2 separate regions of the Mus musculus genome follow, and region 1 is linked to region 2. Evidence: chromatin loops called from intact Hi-C (ENCODE). Cell type or tissue: left cerebral cortex. All regions are shown on one strand.

The links. A loop is a pair of places that touch in the nucleus more often than their neighbours do. Peaks named below come from ENCODE experiments on the same cell type or tissue, not always from the same donor. Only the 100,000 strongest peaks of a DNase experiment are listed, where the experiment ranks them.
Region 1: it touches region 2 in a loop (4-fold over the local background); 3 of 42 quality-filtered maps call a loop at or near these places.

The regions. Positions count from the first base shown.
Region 1 is chr8:38,653,536-38,658,535 of GRCm38, forward strand. The region is part of intron 1 of Sgcz (sarcoglycan zeta); the gene reads right to left. Gm40493 (a long non-coding RNA gene) reads left to right here. Exons shown (of 3, transcript XR_870371.2): 1 at 1-5,000. Among named protein-coding and RNA genes, the nearest start is that of Sgcz, 5.5 kb to the right of the region's middle. In left cerebral cortex, no CTCF peak of the experiment used is centred here; DNase peaks (open chromatin) are centred at 2,692, 3,796 and 4,903; H3K4me3 peaks cover 453 bases.
Region 2 is chr8:39,018,333-39,023,332 of GRCm38, forward strand. The region is part of intron 1 of Tusc3 (tumor suppressor candidate 3); the gene reads left to right. Among named protein-coding and RNA genes, the nearest start is that of Tusc3, 15 kb to the left of the region's middle. In left cerebral cortex, a CTCF peak has its summit at 2,256; DNase peaks (open chromatin) are centred at 1,740, 2,177 and 3,524; H3K27ac peaks cover 680 bases.

The sequences.
Region 1 (5,000 bases), 360 kb before region 2:
TTCCAGATATCTCCAAGCTTTAAACTATGTACGGTAGCACAGAATGTGGAAATAGCAGACAGAGAATTGAGTGGTTATTTCATATTTTTAAATTAACCTTTTGATTTTTCTGAGCTACAATTTAGACTCACCAAATGAAAATATAATATTGATCACATAACCCGGCTTGATGTTCAGAAGAGAAATATTTGCAGGATGAAAACAGCTGTGTTAAATGTATCAGTTTGAAAATTATTTTCTTTGAAGAAGATATAAACCTGCCATTTTCCAAAAGAGCAGGTAGCCAGAGATCAGAGAATTAAGAGAGCATATGACCATGAGGTTTCTTACACTTTTTCATCTTACAGTCCTAGACAGTGTCTCTGGTGAACTCTAAGCTTAGAGCAAGCAGAATTAATAATATCCCTAACCAGAGGTACTTTCAATGAATAGGTTAAATAGTGGGATTATTTTCAATGTATCTTTAAAGAAAATATTCAACCCATTTTTTAACCTAAAGTATGTTAAAAATGATTACAACAAAACACTACAATGAAATCCAATTCCCAGCCCAAGGATTTGCTACCCTGCAAAACCTGAGAACTGGGAGCTATGCCCACACAGCTACCTCTCATGCCTTGCTGAGCCAGGATTTGAACTATATCTGATTGTATACACAATCCATGCAACTAATACCATGAAAGAAATCCACATGAAAGCTCCCAAGGTTGTTAGATGGATATAGGGTGGTCGGTGCCTTTGCATATCTCTGGCTTCTAATATGTTGGTGGGGATCGAATGTTTCAATTAATAGCTAAGTCTAAACTTTAGCTTCTCTTCCTCTGATAGGCATTGCCATTGAAATAAGAGTCTTTGGAAGTACATACAGAAATATTGTATTTTTAAAGTTTTGGGGGTTTATTTTTTTTTTATATTTCATCTTGGCTTAGGAGCACTCTATGATACCTTTTTAAAGGCACAACGTATGACCATAGATTATAATATTTTTTACAGCCAACCTAAAAATAACTTATCTATATCTATATCAAGACAACTCCCAAGACATATGATACAAGTTTTTAATACTTAGAATCCGAAGGAGTATGGTGATGTTTGAGAGACTCCTCATCCCTGAAAGTGCTCATTCTCTGGTTAGCTTAGAATCCTCTACTCGGTTTTATTTAAAATATGAGATTTCCCATAATTTTCACTTTCACAAACGAAAAAGACTTAGCCAAAGAAAAAAATATATATGCTAGTAAAACTTCCATATTAAAATCTACATTCTTTTAATGAGGTAACTTTGATTATCAAAGTTTTAAAAGCTAAGAATCACAGAGCACGGGCAATGTTCAACTATTAATCTTACAGCATTTGATTGTGTTAGGTGAGCATTTGCTCACCTAGTAAATCAAAAGTTAAAGTGCATGTTCTCAAAAAATCCAGAGATCTGAACCAAAGCAAATGGTCATTTCCTTAAGTACCTTAAAGCTGTATGTCTGCTGAGTTGCATTTTACCTGAAATCCCAATCTGTATGAGAAATAAATTACTAAATATCCTACAAAAAGAATGTCCCAAAAGATGCGCACTGATTTATCATCTTACAACATTAAGCCATCTTGCAGAGCTGTGATTTTGAGCTTATAAATCTTGAAATATCCTTTTTACTGCAACTTCAACATTTGATGTATCTTCAGTTGGTAAAGTCTGGAGATCAGCAAAGTTGTAATAGCCAGTAGGAGCTTTGAATCCGAACTTACTAATGACAGCAATTGACTGAAGATCCTCAAATGTATCTATACAAGTCTTCTCACAATAGCAATCTTGTCCTAGTGCTCTTTCCATACATATTAAATATATCTCTTTGTTCAACTATAAATAATGCCTCCCCTCTATCACTTAAAGTTTACTTCACTTCAATTAACTGCATTTCCGGATTTAAAAAAGATCTATATTCTATTCCTCGGGACTCACAAGGCAAAACTGGTCCCAACACGTTGGCCTCTGACCTCCACCTGTGCACCCCTGCAGTTCACACATCTACACACACAGAATAAAGCAAACACACAACAAATTATGTAGTGACAAAAACTCAAAGAAAAAAATGGTAATTCCTATACATGCATTGATAGGAGAATTTTACTCTTCAATAACTTAGCCACTTCCTGGAATACCCTTTACCTATCCTTCCTCAGAAAATTTATTTTTGAGCTGATTATATATATATATTACATACTTCATGAGGCTTTGATGTATGCTTACATTGTAAAGTGACTAAGACATAACTAATATAAAATTACATACTGTAACATATTTTACAAAATATAAATGTAAGTTTCAAATGTCTCACCACACAAAATATGAGGTAAGAAACATGGAAGTTAGCTCTGTATTGAAAACATAATCTTAAAACATCCTGTTGTTTCCCTTAAAGGCACACAGTGCTCATTTACTAATTAAAAGTCAAGTGAAATTACTATTAAATCTCTGCATAGTTCCTGCTATCAAAAAAGTTCAAACTGGACACACCTGGCGAGAAACTATAACTCCTATAGATGTTATGTCAAATAGCCACTGTTCACATATATGTTTCCTTATTCTTAACCAAAAAGTGTCAATATAAAAAGCAGGTTGCTAAAAATATGGCATGTGTTGGAGAGTACTATTTTTCACTATGGAATGACTAACATAAAAACTACCACCTACTTGCACTCTTGCAAAGCCTCCTACACTGCACCAAGCTCCACTTTCCTGGGCTGAGTGTCTTATTGATGAAACAAAAAAAATCATTTTTAGAATGCCTCTAAGTGCCAAAACTCTTATTTGATTGAATTGTAGACAAATGTACTATGGTATGTGTTATAGACTTCTTCATTTTGGAATAAATCACTTGTTTAAATATATGCAAGCTTTTGCTGGGTAATCATTTCTTTCTCATACAGTACTTTCCTAATGACCTAATTGTATCATTCTGGGAGGGTTTTGCCTTGCCTATATAGGTCAAGTTTCAAGTTCTTAGCTGACAAAATTGTGTTCAATTTAAAGAGATAACATTAAGCAACTGCAGCCTGTGTTTATCACATTTACTTCAACAATTAAATTACCCGTATTAAAAAGTTGGTTTATGCATAGCAGGATAAACTGGTTTACCATTTTGTCTTTAAAAAGGAATTTTAAAAATAGAATCACATTTTAATGCTATTCCAGTAGTAGGAAATATTTTTAACTTCTAACCAGTTTTTTCTTTAAAGAAAACTTGAAAACAAATAAGTAAGAGCTTACTCTAAATATAATATTAAATGTACTATATACTCTTGGAGGTTTTCATGTTGCTTATACACATGCAAATTTAGATTATCCAAGAATAAATTATTTGCATTTAAAAGCATACCTTTCTACATACCAATACAGGAAAACAGAACCTGTTCTAAGACTCAATGTGCTCATAATCTTAACCATAATTTATTCATGCTCAGCGTTTCGTAATCATAAACTATCCCTATAGAGAACATATTTTAAAGTGGCCACTCTGGGCATCAATTGTAGTTTTGTTCTATGATGTAAGGTCAGTTGTTTCAAAGGGAGAAAGGGAAACGGCTCAATACAAGCCGGAGTTAATACTCACATATCAAATCGTCAGAGGCACTCAGTGCCCTGCACCTAGAGCTATTCCAGGGCTGAGGATACTCTTTCTAATATCAATATTCATTAACTCCCACATCTCCAAAACAGCAACCCATATTCTGGGTTGTTTGATGTTGTCTCTTCTCTAAAACAAACACAGAGGCAAAATCCAGAGCAAAGTTTATACATTCAAACAGAAACAGATCAAAGAGAAAAGAAGAGACCAACACTCTTTGACGGGGAACTGGGTCCCTTTTCACCACAGTTCTGGCTCATCAGAAGCTTCTGTGTAGAACAGAAGATGAAAATATCCTCGCCTTCATTAGCAAGTTTCACACACATAGCTGTATCTCAATTATCCACCAATAATCGCTTAATATGCATCTTGATGCATGTTGTATTTGTGATTGTGATAGCAATGATTTCACATCTAATTATCAAAAGCTAAGCTTTAGTATTTCCAGTTGATTCATAAAGCATATTGACTGAACAACATATAGGAAATACCAATGCCACATACTCGGCACAAATATATACACATACATAAATATCCTTGTCAAATGTCCTAAAGAGGAAACAGTTTACCCTGAAACAAAGATGAAGACTAGCACAATCTTCTAACAATACTGATGATTTCAAACTGAGCTAGACTGGCTTACTATAATACTCTATACATTTGCTTATTTATCCAAAGCCTGGAAGTAATTTCCAGGTCCTTCAAAGCATCATAAACACTAAAGTTTATGTAGCTATGCCTTAATAAAAGTGCCATTGGAATGGAGGGGAATAATAAATATCAAAACATCAAATGATACTGCCACATATATGTCCTAAGAATTTTTACTCCCATTTGTCCACTGATCACCAGGGAAGGTTGTCTAATATAAAGACAGCCTAGTTTTTGTTTTTTTTTTTAATACAAGGAAACTTTTATTTTCAGTTCTCATCAAGAAATTTGCTGTGGTTTTCTTTTTCTTTTTTTTTTTTTTCCAACTTTATTTAGCTGCACAGTGGCTGGAGCCGCTGGGTTCCTGGTATTAAAAAGATGCCAACAGAGGTAGCTGTGTTTCGCCCAGGGACCCGGCCCACTCTGAATACCCCACAAAAAGGAGAAAACACAAAGTAAACCAAAAAAAAGAACCAAAAAGAGGAAGAAATTCAGATCATTTTCTTCGAGCCTGTCAGAACCCACAACAGTTTGTAACAGGCGCACGGTGGGGAGAAGCCAGGGTCCAGAAGGCAGCCAGCCCGCCAGCTCCTCCATAGAATAATTTGCACCAGAGAAACCTAAGACGCTGCTATAAGAAAGCCATTCCTCCATGTGATGCCATCACAGACCACATGATTTTCAGAGGTTAAGTACTCTAGATATGACATCAACTATTCCCTTATAAGG
Region 2 (5,000 bases):
TGGGGTGGAAGGTGGGAACATCCACGTGGAGACAGAGTGGGGAGGAGGTGTGGGATGTGGAACATTCGGAAGGTGGATGGGGGGGGGGGCAGGGAATGAAATATGAAGTGTAAAAATAAATTAAAAATTAAATTAAGTTTAAAAAAAAAGCCTTTCTAATGTTTCAGTTTTTGAGTGGATTGGCTTCCTTGTATAAGAGCATGCTGTCTTCTTTACTGTGTATGCGCATGATGGATGGACATACGTGCCATGACATGTATGTGGTGGTCAGTGCGTATGATGGATGGATATACATGCCATGACACATACGTGGTGGTCGGAGGACAGCTTCCTGGTTGGTGTTGGTTTTCTCTTTCCACCTTTTTATTCGCTGCAAGGATCAAACTTATTTTGCCAGGCTTCTACCATCTCATTAGAAGTGTTTTAGAAGTTACTAGAAGTGTTCACCTTTGTGATCCACTGTAAACTTATTGCACATACCACATTATCTGGAGGTTTTAATTAAATTGCTTTAATTACTATGCCAATTATATTGTTTTGTGGAGGGGAACTATAATTATTAACCAATGAGTCCCCCCTCCCCACATTGGGCAGCTCTTGGAAAACCATTACATGAAGTATATGTCTCTCCATGTCTACAGCCAGGAAAACACTTTTATTTAACATGAGATTGGACTTAACTGGAGGTACAGGTTTTAAGGGGAACTTGAGAATGGGTCTATTACCTCATTAGGACACATGTGGAGTAAAGTCCCTTGACCAGTGGTGTAATTAATCTGCCTTGTCCATGCCAGGGTGGGTGTTTTTGAAGCAAATATTGTAAACAGCAACTTGTACCACAACAGGCGCTGGCATAAAAGATTAATAGCTTTATGACTCTGTGGCAACTTACAATGCTTAGAGGCTTCACCGGCATTCACACTTTTGAATATTTCTCTAGTATTCTCAGTTGTGAATGTCATACAAATATTATTTGGTTTAAATAAATAGATAAGAGATCACATATGAAATTGTCTCCACTCAGTAGAATTTTAAAAAAGAAAGAAGGCCATAAACAACTGATCCATTCCGAGTCTCAGAGCTGGATTGGGAATGTGTGTGTTCAAAGTGACGCTGGTTAACGAGGAAAGGCTGTGAAGAACGCCAGGCAGGAATGGGCCTCGCCAGGAATCACTGTGTTAAATTAAGGTGAACTTAGAGGATTTCACAAAGAAGTTCAGGCTTCTGTTGAGATTAACATGGAGTGAGGCTGGAGACATAGAAGTAAATGTATTTTACAAACTACAGAGCACTAGTTTATAATATTGGGAATTTATGTTGGGGGATAACGATTTCAAAAGACTGCAGACAGGCACATGAAATGCAAGATTTCTATTTACAAAAATTACAAAAGATAATATACTGATAGATATGTAGAAATGCTAGGTATATGCTTATAAAACATAATTGTTGCAATAATTAGAAAGATATTTTGGGCTTGATGTACACCAAAATAAGACTGAGAAATGAGGATATGATTGTATTAATTTGGAAAGGATCATGAAACTCTGTTTATAACAGTGTTCTGTTTATAACAATGGAGAGAAGGAGGTGGCGTAAAATTGTAGGTTACCCAACCAGTGAAGCCCCTGACATCAGGACACTGTTCCTTAGCTGTGTTAGGGGCCACAAGAGTTGCAAGACTACAGAGTTGAGATTGGAGTAGGTGTCATAATTACGTAAGCTAGTAGCTAAATCCATGAAAGCACAGCATAGAGGCTGAGGAATTCATACAGAACAGAGAGCAGGGGAAACCAGAATTCTCAGGAAAACCTGTCAAAAAAGCCTGAGAAGGGCAGGGGACTTGGAGAACTTGGAGATTCTGATGATTAGAGTTACCTTTTAAGGAGCAGCTAAATGTTTCCAGATAGAATGCAGATCAGAAAACTGTCCACCAGATCTGCTCAGCAAAAGATCAGCTCCAGCCTGTTAGGATTAATTGGATAAAATTGAATAAGGCCAGTGAGTGAAGGTTACTATTGACAGTGCTTCATAAGTATCCTGGCAGCAACGCCGTGACAGCTGGAGGAGATGCAGCTTGAAGGAGGAACTTGTGGGGTTTGGTGCCTCAATGGAATAGAGATGGTGCAGAAAAACAGCAGGAAGAGCCAGCAAAGTAAGGAATGTGAATGTGGTCTCACCAGGGACTTGTTGCTGTGAAAAAGTATGTGACCGAATCAGAGAAAAAGTTTGTGGTTTCTGGGGACTTGTGTCCTCTGTGGTGGGAAGAGGATGATGCAGCTGCTCTGGAGTGACTTGAGGCTGTGGGAGTGTACAGTGGCACTCCACACACTGTGCCCAGATCAGGAAGTGGAGACCATTGAGCCCTTCAAGTACCTGCCCCTAGTTTCTCACCACTTCCCCTCTCACCCAGTGTTACAGAGGTTTCATAGTCCCTGTAAGTAATTCTACCATCAGGGGCCAGGTTTCAAACACGGGGTCTTTTTGGGGGGATGTTGTCATTTCAGTCAGTCCTTAATGGGACCAAATAGACCAAAGCCCCGGCAATCTGATGGCTGGAAATCGGGGCTGTTTCTCACATGCACCCAGAACGCGTATTTCTACCAGAGGAGGTAAGTTCTGTGGTACCCAGCATCTCAAATGAAATGCTGCGTTTTGTTGGTGAAGGTTGACTGTACCTGTGTGGGTGTAAGGGAAATACTTAGTGTGTACTTAGGAATTGAACAGTTCTTACACTTTCCATTTCAGCAGGGAGAGGTAGATCTCTCTCACTGTTCTCAATTCCACCAGCTTTATTGGATTGTTAGAATGACAAAGTTTCAGTCCTACTGACCTGGTTTTGCAATGTCAGTTAAATAAAGAACAGGTCTATGCTGGTTGGGGAATTGCTCGTTGAAAACGGCCACTCCTCGTGTTAAAAGCCAGTTCCCTTCACTTCCTTACATAGACTCATCTGGATGCTTTGTTTATGTTTTAGGTGCTTTCATATACGTAATCTAAAGGTCATTTTACATTTTTTAATTTGAGGGTTTTTTTTTTGTGTGTGTGTTTTCTTGTTTGTTTTAATTGTATGTAGTGTCATGGAATGCTGACCTTTGTGGGTAGCCTGACCATTGCTGCATTGACAACTCAGTTACGGTGACTATCTATAGGAGATCCTTACAGGATTGGGCCTATAAAGTAACATTCACTCCTAGAAGATCATCAGATCCCTCACTGTCTACCCTAGCCGCATGTAATCCTGCCACAGCAGCATGGAGTTTGTGCATATGCTAGATAGAGTACCCAGGAGGTCAGCCTTGAAGGAGATCCTAGTGTAAGTCAGAACCCTCTGCTGGGCGTGGCAGCTGCCAGGCATCCATGCTCCTGGAAGCAGCCCCAGCGTATTGATGGGTTCACTGAATTGGACTTGCATGGCATTGCTTCTTTGGTTTGTCAGTATCCTGTCGGGTGCAAATGGGAGTTGCTATATGTTTCTCCAGGAAAAAGTCACACACCATCTGTCATATGTAAATAAGTATGGAGTTTCTCATCTGTGCGATCCTGTTAAAATGCAAATGAATTTAGATTTTGGAGCGTTTTGGATCTCAGGTGTTGGGATTGGCGATGCTCAGCTCGTGACATATGGTTTCCTTCTAGCGGTGCAGAACTGAAGCTGCTGTGTGCGTCTGTCTGGGTCTTCTGACCTTTGCCTCTGACATCCACGCTTTACAAACATCTTTCCATACATTAACATTCCAGAATGTGTCATTGTTACCTTCTGATTGGGTCCTGATTCTGTCTGGTAACTGTTAAAGAAAAGGATTCATAAGCCTTCTCACACTCTTCTCCCACCCGTGTGCTTGCTTTTGGAACAGCCTTGGTTAAGGAATCCTGTTTGCATCTGGGCCCCATGAATTTGCTGAAAAGAACTTTTCTCCGTGACTGTGGAAGGCTTGGAGTGTAGACACTGCTTTGCTCTGTCCTTCAAGAGCAAGCTGACACTTAAGGGTTGTCAACCTGAACTGCCTTAGTAAACGTGCTATAAACTAAGGATGGCATATATTTACATATATCACATACATAACTACATACTAATGTTTTGCATCATTTTAACATGTTTCCAATTTGTTAAATATTCAAAATTTTCAAATATTTGACTCCTTGATGTCATTATTTTCAAATTAAAACCTCATGTAATATTTTATCTCTAAGTCAACCCATTTTCTTTCACGGGTAGGGATTCTGAGGCTGTTAGCACTTGTATTCCTTTAGTTCAGGGTGTTTCATTGTTGGCACCGCCAGCCTCCCCAAGGGTCTTAGGGCTGCAGTGTCTCATGCTGCCCTCCAGGAGCTTTGCTGCAGAGTCTGGACTTGGTCAGGATACCCAGATGTCCATATGCCCAGTACAGACCTCTCAGATTAGGTTGCAGATTGATTTGGTAAGACCATCTAGAGACTGCCATATCCGGGGATCCATCCCATAATCAGCTTCCAAACGCTGACACCATTGCATACACTAGCAAGATTTTGCTGAAAGGACCCAGATATGGCTGTCTCTTGTGAGACTATGCCTGGGCCGGGCAAACACGGCCAGAAGTGGATGCTCACAGTCAGCTATTGGATGGATCACAGGGCCCCCAATGGAGGAGCTAGAGAAAGTACCCAAGGAGCTGAAGGGATCTGCAATCCTATAGGTGGAACAACAATATGAACTAACCAGTAGTGTCCCATCCCGTCCCCGTCCCCCCCCCCCCCCCCCCCGCCGAGCTCCAGTCTCCAGCTGCATATGAATCAGCAGATGGCCTAGTTGGCCATCAGTGGAAAGAGAGGCCCATTGGTCCTGCAAACTTTATATGCCTCAGTACAGGGGAATGCCAGGGTGGGAGTGGGAGTGGGTGGGGGACTTTTGGGCTAGCATTGGAAATGTAAATGAAATAAATACCCCCTCCCCCCCCAAAAAAAAACAAAAAAACTAAGCATGAAGTTTAGGAAGTAAGTGCAGAGTCCAAAGAAAGCCT